Regions from separate parts of the Mus musculus genome. Here region 1 is linked to region 2. Evidence: chromatin loops called from intact Hi-C (ENCODE). Cell type or tissue: left cerebral cortex. All regions are shown on one strand. Region 1 overlaps Trank1 (tetratricopeptide repeat and ankyrin repeat containing 1). Region 2 holds the start of Dclk3 (doublecortin-like kinase 3).

The links. Peaks named below come from ENCODE experiments on the same cell type or tissue, not always from the same donor. Only the 100,000 strongest peaks of a DNase experiment are listed, where the experiment ranks them.
Region 1: it touches region 2 in a loop (2.3-fold over the local background); 1 of 42 quality-filtered maps calls a loop at or near these places.

The regions. Positions count from the first base shown.
Region 1 is chr9:111,311,848-111,316,847 of GRCm38, forward strand. Trank1 (tetratricopeptide repeat and ankyrin repeat containing 1) reads left to right here. Exons shown (of 22, transcript NM_001164659.1): 1 at 1-404. Among named protein-coding and RNA genes, the nearest start is that of Trank1, 2.6 kb to the left of the region's middle. In left cerebral cortex, CTCF peaks have their summits at 1,001 and 2,589 (motif pointing left); DNase peaks (open chromatin) are centred at 219, 892, 1,180, 1,649 and 2 more places; H3K4me3 peaks cover 2,233 bases; H3K27ac peaks cover 2,057 bases.
Region 2 is chr9:111,437,412-111,442,411 of GRCm38, forward strand. Dclk3 (doublecortin-like kinase 3) reads left to right here and starts at 1,670. Exons shown (of 5, transcript NM_172928.5): 1 at 1,670-1,941. The coding sequence starts at 1,854. In left cerebral cortex, a CTCF peak has its summit at 2,266; DNase peaks (open chromatin) are centred at 1,751, 2,256, 2,593 and 4,344; H3K4me3 peaks cover 3,629 bases; H3K27ac peaks cover 1,619 bases.

The DNA of each region.
Region 1 (5,000 bases), 130 kb before region 2:
TCCACGACCGCGGGCCGCCGCTGGCCTCCGAGGAGACGCAGCTCGAGACGGGGCCCCACGCCGCGGTCCCGCGCGCCCGGCGCGAAGCTTTCGGCCCCGGAGGCCGGGCCGCCACGCCGCGGGCCTCTCCCGCGCGGCGGTGCGGGACGCGACACTCTCCTCGGAGCAAAGGCGACACCTTCGTCTCCCGCCGCGAGGCGATACGTGACGGCTCTCGGGCCCCCGCAGCCGCGTGGGAGCACGGACTCGGCCTGCGCGGCGCTCCCGCAGCCGGTCCCGCACGAGCCGCGGGAAGCAGCTTTCCGCCTGGCCCCGGCCTCGGAACGCGGGGCCTCGGTGTCACCTGCGCGCATCCCGAGGCGGCGGCGGCGAGTCCCGGCCATGTGGGACCCGCGCGCGGCAAGGTGCGTAGCTGGCGGGGGTTGGGGGGGGGGCGTCTGGGGCTTTGCGGGCCCCGAGTCCCCGAGGCCCCGCGGGGTTGTCTGCCCTCCCCCCTTCTCCCTCCCTCGACCGCGGCCTGGCGCGGGAAGGCGCGCGGGGCGACACGGCCCGGGCGGGCAGCGGTGCCCGGCGGAGCTTTCCCTGCGGGGACCCCCACCCCCATCCTCCCCCACCCCCCGGAGGGGCCTCCGGGCCACACCGCGGCGGACGCGCCTCGCCGCACAGCTTGGCTCGAGGTGTGCGGAGCCGCGCGGGGATGACGGCGCGGCATCGGCGGGGAGCGCGGGGCGCGGGCTGCCCCCTGGAGGGGGAGGCCTCGGTCCTCCATCCCTGCGGCCTCCGCGGCCCACCCTCCGCCGCCGACCCGAGTCGCGGGGCGGTTTGCTCAGGAGCGCGGGTTCAGCCTGCTGCTCGGCCCGGCTCAGCCCGGTTCGTCCTCGGGCCCCCAACCCCCGCACTCTTGCACTCGCGGGCTCTGCGCACTTGTAACCCGCCGCGGAGGGCTCGCGGGCCCCGCTGGGGGGGACTCTGCTCTCTGCTGGGGGCGTTTCACCGAGGCAGGCAAGAGAGAGGCTGCCTGGGGATAGTTCTTAGGGAGATGTGCAACTTGGAAAAAAAGAAAAAGCAAAATTTAGAAAGGAGGGCAAGGGAGTCCGTGAGCTCTGCAGCCTGGGGACCCGCTTCAGCTCAGTTAGCACTGTCGCAATCACTGCATCTTTAGCTAGAGAGGATGAGTGGAAAGCCAGAGGCTCTGCGGTCCCTTACACCCGGATTTATCCCCAGCTACCCAGTGTTCAGCTTTTCCCGTGCAAGGCACCTTTTTGATTTTGAGGAAAGGCTATTACACTGCTGGCATCTACAACCTCTTTGGTGCTTTCTAGAAAGTACCTTCTTGTAGAGGGAGCAGGAATATTTAAAACTGTTTTTCTATCGGGGCTCTTTTGTAGGATTGCAGGGCGAATTCCGTCCCCCCCCCTTTTTGTATCTTAAAAAAATTGTTTAAGAAAATCTCTACAAAATAAAGGGTTTCACGATGACATGACTATTACTGTACTTTGTACTTGCCTCCCCCTTGGTTGTCTCTGCTCCCTTCAAACTGTCCCCCGTGTTTCACATCATTCATAGGTACAGAAATCTAGATTCTACATATGAGAAAATAGTTCATTTCAGTATTTCATGAAATTTTAGTGTACACAGTGGGCGGGCTTAAGAGTGTTTCATACAAATACGTCATTGTGTTTTGCTCATACCTCCCCCCTCCCTCTCACCAAAATGCCTGCTTGCTCGCTCTCTTCTCCCTCCCTCCCTTCTCCCCCCCCCCGTGTGTGTGTGTGTGTGTGTGTGTGTGTGTGTGTGTGTGAGAGAGAGAGAGAGAGAGAGAGAGAGAGAGAGAGAGAGAGAGAGAGAAGGGGGAAATTTTAGATTGTACATGTGAGAGGAAACAAGATTTGCCTTTCTGAGTCTGGCTAATTTTATTTTACTTGATGATTCCCAAGTTCTACATTCAAATCATGCAGTTTGATTCTTTATGCATGAGTAATTGTGTATATATGCCACAGTTTCTTTATTTTCCTCTTGATGAGTGTGGAGGCTGATTCTACATCTTGAACACTGAATACTGCAGCAATGAGTATGAATGTGCGAGTCTCTCTGGTTCTCTGGCTTTGGCTCCTTCAGGTCGGTGCCATCGAGTATCTGGTTCATGAGGTAGTTCTCCCGTTAGTCTTTTTGAGAGACGTCTGCACTGATTGCTGCAATGGCTGTACCACCAGTGTACAGGGGCACTGCTAGCACATTAAGGGTCCCTCTAACCCCACCCATAGCCTTTCCAGTTCTTGTCAAGTATTTTCCTGAAGATACATATTCTGGCTGGAGGGAAATGGGATATCAATGTAGTTTTAATTTGCATTTTCCTGTTGTCTAAGAATGTTGAACGCATTAAACACATTTATCGGCCATTTGTAATTCTGGAGTTTTGGGAGCTAGAGAGTAACCTAGTAGTTACTAGTAGCTAGGGAGTAGATACTAGTAGCTAGGTTACTCCCACTAGGTTACTCCCACTTCCTGCTCTAGCAGAGGACCTGGGGTGGTTCCCCTGTCTCACCTGGTGGTTCACAATGTCCCTAATTCCACTTTCTGGGATTCTGGCGCCCTCTCCTGGCCTTCTTGGGCACTGATCACACATGCGTTTCAATTTCCTGCAATCCTAGTTGTCAGTGAGTGCAATTATATCCTTAGATGTTGGAGCCCTTTTCAGAGAGTCCTTGCCTTTCAGAGTGTCGGGGCTTATGGTAACCTGTGACTGATCTATTTTGAATTGATTTTTTTCTTTTTCAGACTGAGAGAAGGAGGTCTAGTTTCATGGATCTACATGTGAATACACAGTTCCACATGTGAATACACAGTTCCCCCAGCGTCATTTGTGCAACTTTTGTTCCCAAAGTACATTTTGACATGTTTTCCAGGAACTAGGTTCCTACAGCTGTGTGTGTTGGTTGATGAGTGCCCTGATCTAGTCAGTTGGTCTGTGTGTCTGTTTCTGGGCCAGTACCATATTGTTTTGTTACAATGGCTCTGTAATATATTTTAGGTCCAGGTATTGTGATGATATTATGCCACTGTTTATTCTGCTAACAGTTGCTCTGGCTATTCAGGGTCTTTTGTGCTTCCATATAAACCTGTGGATTTTTCTCTGTGAAGTATGTTGGGGCTTTGGTTAGGATTGCACTGAACCTGTGGGCTGTTTTCAGTATTATTCACTGTTCCTTCGATCTATGGTCATGGGAGGCCTCTCCATCTTCTAGTATTTTCTTCAGGGTTTTGAGGTTTTCATTATAAAGGTCTTTTACCTCCTTGGTTAAGTTTATTCTTAAGTGTTTTATTTTATAGTTTTGAAGCATTGTGGATGGATTTACCTCCATCCCCCAACCCAGTTTCTTTCTTTGCAAGTTCACTATTGTTATGTAGAAAAGCTACTACATTTGTATGTTGATTTTTGTATCCTACATTGCTGAGAATATTTATCAGGTATGAGTTTTCAGGCATAGTTTTTTAAAGTATAAGATAATGTTGCTTACAAACAGGATATTATGATTCTTTTTTTCCCCCATTTGTAATCTCTCTCTCTCTCTCTCTCTCTCTCTGTCTCTCTCTCTCTCCTTATCACTCTAGTTAAGGCTTTGGATACTATGTTGAATGCAAGCAGACAGAATGGACAACCTATTATTCCAGATTTTAGAGAAGTGATTCTCAATTTCCCCTCACTTAGAACAATATTATAATAGCTTTTATGATATGCAATGTCCATTCTTACTCTTTAGGGCTTTTTAAAAACCAAAATGGATATTGAATTTTATCTAAGCTGTTTTCTGCATTGGTTGAGGCAATCATAGGATTTCCAGTGTTAAGTTTGTGTGCTTTTTTTTTTAAAGATTTATTTAATGTATGTGAGCACTCTGTCACTGCCTTCAGACACACCAGAAGAAGACATCAGATCCCATTACAGATGGTTGTGAGCCACCATGTGTGGTTGCTGGGAATTGAACTCAGGACCTCTGAAAGAGCACTCAGTGCTTTTAACCACTGAGCCATCTCTCCACCCTCTTCTGTTGGGTATGTTGAACTGTCTTTGCATTTCTGGGGTGAAACCAACTTGGTTATCATCATCATCATCATCATCATCTTCTTCTTCTTCTTCTTCTTCTTCTTCTTCTTCTTCTTCTTCTTCTTCTTCTTCTTCTTCTTCTTCTTCTTTCTTTTTTGGTTTTTCGAGACAGACAGGGTTTCTCTGTGTAGCCCTGGCTGTCCTGGAACTCACACTATAGACCAGGCTGGCCTCGACCTCAGAAATTCACCTGCCTCTGCCTCCCAAGTGCTGGGATTAAAGGCATATGCCACCACCGCCCGGCTTGGTTATCTTCTTAATTTATTGGTTCAGTTTGCAAATGTTTTATTGAGAAAGTATGAATCTATGTCAGGGAAATTTGTGCCTAGTTTTCTTTGGGTCTTTATCTACTTTTGGAATCAGAGTAATACCAGTTTCATAGAATGAGTTTGGGAGTGTTGCTTCCCTACACATTTAGGGAGCAGTTTGAGGAGCATTGGTGTGTTTGTTAGCTACCCCCACGGCCCTTTTTTTTGAGACTTGGCTTCTCTGTATAGTACTAGCTGCCCTGGAACTAGCTCTGTAGACCAGTCTGGCCTCAAACTCACAGGGATCCACCTGCCTCTGCCTCCCAAGTGATGAGATCAAAGTTGTGAGTCACCACCACCCAGGTGGTATATTAGCCTTTAAACATTTGGGAAAATTCAGTAGTAAATATGTTCAGTCTTGGATTTTTCTTTGTTGACAGACTCTTAATTAGTTGCTATTTGAATCTCAGTGAACATTATAGATCTTTTTACAATTGCTTATATCTCCTTCATTTTGTCTTGGTAAGGAATCTTTCTGTCCCCAGGAATTTATTTTGTATAAATTTTCAAGTCTTTTGGAGCTGAAAAGTTTAAAGCATTCCCTAATGATCCTTTGGATTTCATTGGTATCTACTATAATATACCCT
Region 2 (5,000 bases):
GATGCAGAGAAATACTGTGGTTTGAAGGGACAAAGGGTGTGGTTGTGATTTGGATCTTGGATCTTCCCCAGAAGCCTAGGGGTTGAAGGCCTACTCTCTAGCCTGTGGTGGCAGGCCATTTGGGTATGCCAATTAGTGGGAGGAAGTTAGGTCACTGGCATCACACCCTTGAAGTGATACCGGGGCCCCAGCACTTTCTTGTCTTTGCTTCTTGGCCGTCAAGATCTAATAAATAAATCTCTTCCTTCTTGTGTTCTTGTCATGACATGCTGCACCACCACCAGGGCCAAGCAAGCATGAATTGAAACCTCTGAGACTATGATCCAAACAAATATTTCTTCCATTTAAAGCATGAACTCAGGGAGCTAGGGAGATGGCTTAGTGCTTAAGAGTACTCCCTTGTGTTGGAGAGGACTTGAATTTGGTTCTCAGACCCACAAGAGATGGCTCACAAGTTGGTTGTTATAACTCAGGCTCCAGGGGCTTGGACATCCTCTGCAAAAATCTGTGGGCACCTACACCAATGTGCACCTCCCAACACATACTTGTGCACATAATTTAAAATAATAAAAAATAATTTAAAAAATTGGCTACTGGTTAGCTTATGTGTTTTGTCACAGTAATGAGACTATCTAATACAGGTAGGTGGTCTAAGTCTATTAAAAGATGGAACGAGAAATTACTCCTGTAATCTAACATACTATAGATACCATATTTGAATGCCAGGTGAGGCAGGAGGTGGAACGGGACCACGGAAAGCATCTATGAGCCTCAAAACCATTTTGAGAGTCTCACACAAAGCTTCCCAGTTATATTTCACTGGCCAAGACCTTTTCTTATTGGTTAGTTTTGGCACCAGGGCAGCTGGGAAATGCAGTCTTTATTGAGGGTTGCAATGTCTTCAGCTAAAATTGGTGTTCTGTTAATAAGGTGGGGGGGTTGTGAATATGTGAACAGTTAGTTTTCCCCACAGCATGCAGCAACGTGTGGGATAAATGCACTGTGGTGTGTTGTCTTGAGCTGAGAGCTCAAGACCCCTACTGCCGAGTGTGTTAAGCCAAACTACAGGGAAACGATGGTTATCCACCATCAGGTGTTGCTTGACTTCTGCCACACAAGGCAGGAGACTCAGCATCTGATCCCTAAAGCTCCGTCTATTTGACTCTCTTCCCCTCCTGGGTTGGAACCACTGTGTCCTAACTTTGATTCTGGGTGCAAAAAGAACGTTTTGGTGGCGTACCTACAGTTTGGCCTCTGTGCTGCAGGGAGAGGCAGGGTTGCTGGGGTTCCAGACCTCCTTGACTTGGGAGTCACCCACTGAGAGCACTGTAGAGCCTCAAGTCAAAACCAGTCCCCTAGTCCCTTAGCTGGAACAGCCTTGGCAGAGGGAATAGGGAAGGAAGGAGGGAAGGAAGGAGAGAGAAAGGAGGTAGGAAGGAGATATATGAGAGAGAGAGATATGAGAGAGAGAGATATGAGAGAGAGAGAGAGAGAGAGAGAGAGAGAGAGAGAGAGAGAGAGAGAGAAGAGATCCTGTGGGGTACTGGCTGTCCAGCTAGCTCTCCTGGAGCGCCCTGCTTGCTCAAGTTCACTGCCAACTCCACCGCCCCCGGGTGGCCTAGGGCGAGGCGGGGCGAGGCGGGGAGGGGCGGGGCGGGGCGGCGGCGGCAGCGCGGTTGTCAAGCTCGCGCTGAGGAGACTGTCCTTGCGCCGTGGCTGCCGCCAGCAGCAACCTAAAGGAAGAGGAGACCTGGATCGCTCTGTGCAGCGAGTAGTCCCGGCGCCTTCCTGCGCCCGCTTGGCCGCCGTCGGGCCACGTCCAAGAGCTGCCACCTGCAGCCAGGCCGCCAACCATGCCAGCCGCGCCGGTCCTGCGCCCGCCGCCGCCGCCAGCGACCCCCGCCCCGCCGGCACCCAGTCGCCCTGCGCCTCCCATTCCGGGTAAGTGCCCTCGGTGACTGTCGGGAACCCCACTCTGAGCGATGGGGCAGCAGAGGCAGACCCTACGGGGATGCACTGTGCAGGCATGTGTGCAGGCTTGCGATTTGAGTTCATGTGTGCTCTGCGTGAGTCTGTTGTGTGCATGTGTGTACTTGTGCAACCCCTCTACACAACGGGAAACTTGCTAGGGGGTGACACCAGCTTGAGCGGTTCCCCTCTGGGCAATCAGAACGCCATTCCTGGAAAAACATACTGGGCAGGTGCAGGAGGCTGCAGGAAGAGTCACCACAGAGGGAGCTGTCGTTGATTAATCTTCATGGGGGAGGCACTAGTCACCCAGAGACGTCCCTCATTCCATCCTTTTCTGAAAGAACCTCTGTTTTGAAGCTCTAGAGCTACCTCCTTGTCAAAGGTCATCCAAGAGTTGTGGAGAGGTTTACTGAACCCTGCTTTCCAGAGCGCTGTTTCTAGCCAGAGAGTCACAGAAGAACAAAGGGGGGTTAGAAAGAAACAGTACAGGCAGAGTGTTTGGGAATTAGCAGGCTAGATCAGAGCGGGAGAAATAGAACCATCAATTCATTTCAAATATAGCCCCACGTTTTCACTCCTTTCCACGTCTGGCTCTGGGGGCGAGGTGTGGTGGAGAAAGGATGAGGCAGCTCCCGGGCCGGGCAGAGGCGTCTGGGGACACCTTCCCAGAGTATGTGCCTGCTGGGAGTGGGGCTGAGAAGCTGTGGAGGGAATTAGGTTGTTACTTGCTCCATATAGTGAGTCATTTCTCTGCCTCACTCCTTCTGAGTCCAGACCATTCTCTGTCCTCTACTTGATGGTTGATAGCCGTCCAGTGGGAGCTAGGTCCCACTCTCAACCGCTCTTATAACATATGCTGGCATTAAGGAGACTGTTTTGGGGCCTGCAGAGGGGGGTCTGTTGGCTTTTACAGGGGTGATCTACTGGGGCTAGTGTTGGGCTAAGGATCACAGAGAAGCGAGGTTCCCAGAGCTCTAGGTAGGGACACGTTATTCCTGGGGGGGGGGGGGAGAAAGCAGAGCCCCAGGGAGGAAACAGGGCTGTGGAGTGCTGGTTTGTCTACTCCCAACTTCAGCAAAGCAAGTTCTCTGTGATAGTATTGTTAGCGCGATGCCACGGGAGGAAGGGCAAAGGGAGGCAGCTGTGATTTCTGAGTTATACTTACTGACCAGCTCTCTCTCCACAGTCCTATTGTGGCACATTAGAGCCCCGAGTACTTGGCTCTGAGCTGTAAGTCACCCCCTACCTCCACTGGAGGCTGACCTTTGCGCTGCTCAGCTGTTACATGTTCAGAGCAAGGACTGGCTGTAAGTGCACATCTCTCTGGGGCAGCCCCTGACTGACAACTAATGGGTCTTGAGGAGAACATTAGTTAGCTCACCTCCTAGGCTCCTCACTAGGACACTGAGTGAGGCGTGATGTTCTTTGTTTATCATTAAGTTTCTTTGTCATTACATGGTTAACTCCCAAGGATCTTTGAGGGTCTTGCTTCCCTCACTCGGCTTGCTTTTGGGTCTTAGCTGGCTTCTGCAGTTCTCAACCACTCTTTCCTGTGAACAACAATGAATACACTCACTCCCTGTCATAGGGATTCCTCCTTGGGGTCTGATTCTGAGAAACAACAGCAAAACCAACCAACCAACCAACCAACCAACCAACCAACCAACTAACCAGCCAACCAACCAACCAACCAACCAAGGAAACAAACCACAGAACATGGAATCATTTCCCTCCTATTCTAGTTTGCTCTTCTTTGCTGTCATAAACACCATGGCCAGAAGCAGCTTGGGAAGGAAAGGGTCTATTTTAGCTTATAGGTTACAGTCCGCTATGACAGGGAATCAGGACAGGAACTCAGGGCAAGAACCTGTGGACAAGCAGAAGCAGGGGTCACAGAGGAATGCTGCTTAGTGGTTTGTCCCTATGTCTTGGTCTTATATAACCCAGGCTGACTTGTCCAGAGGTGGCACTGCCCACAATGAGCTGGGCCCTCCCACGTTAATCATTAATCAAGAAAATGCCCACAGACTTACTATTAGTCTTATGGAGGCATTTTCTCAATTGAAGGCCCCTTTTCCCAAATGACCCTGGTTTGTGTCAACTTGACCAAAATAACTAACCAGCACATGTCCCCCCTCCCTCCTTCCCTCCCTCCCTGATTTCTTTCCATGTTTGTTTTTGGGAGGAGGCTCTCATGTGAACTAGGCTGACTTTGAACTATATATGTACCGGAGGCTGGCCTTGAACTCATGATCCTTCTGCCTCCACTTCTCGAGTGCTGGGATTACAGATATGTGCCACCATGTCTGAGAGCCTTCTCACTCTTAGTGTGCTTCCTCCTCCCACTGTTCCTTACCAGCAGCATTGGTAGCAGCAGCAGTGGAAAGCCTGCTTCTTCTAGGTCGCCTTTAGGTGAATTCACAGTGCCTCATCTTGGCTCATGGTCTTGGTGCCCAGACCCAGGACTGGCAAACCTCAGCACCATGGCCTCATCAGTGTGCCTTTGGCACAGTGCTCAGAGTTCTGGGTGGGACAGCCCTTGGACTTGGTGCTCAGAGAAGCAAAAATAAAGTGGAGAGTTGTTCTGTTGTCCCAAGCTCTTATATCTCTGTGTGTGCATATGCATGCTTGTGTTTGTATGTGTGTGTATGCATACATGTATGTGTGTATGTGCATGCATGTGCCTGTGTGTGTGTGCATGTATATGTGGGTGAATGTGTATGCATGTTTGTATGTGTATGTATCTATGTATGTGTCCATGTGTGTGTGTCTATGTGTATATGCCTGTGTGTATGTATGAATGCATATGCATGTTTGTGTTTGTGTGTATACATCTGTGTATGTATGTGTGCCTGTGTGTGGGTCTATGTGTGTGCTTGTGTGTGTATGTGTGGTATGCATCTATCTATGTGTGTATATGCATGTGTGTGTGCCTGTGTGTACATGTATATGTATGTGTATGTGTGTTTGTGTGTGTGTGTGTAAAATCTTTCCATTGCCCAGTTCAGGGGAAATTTTTCCTTTCATGT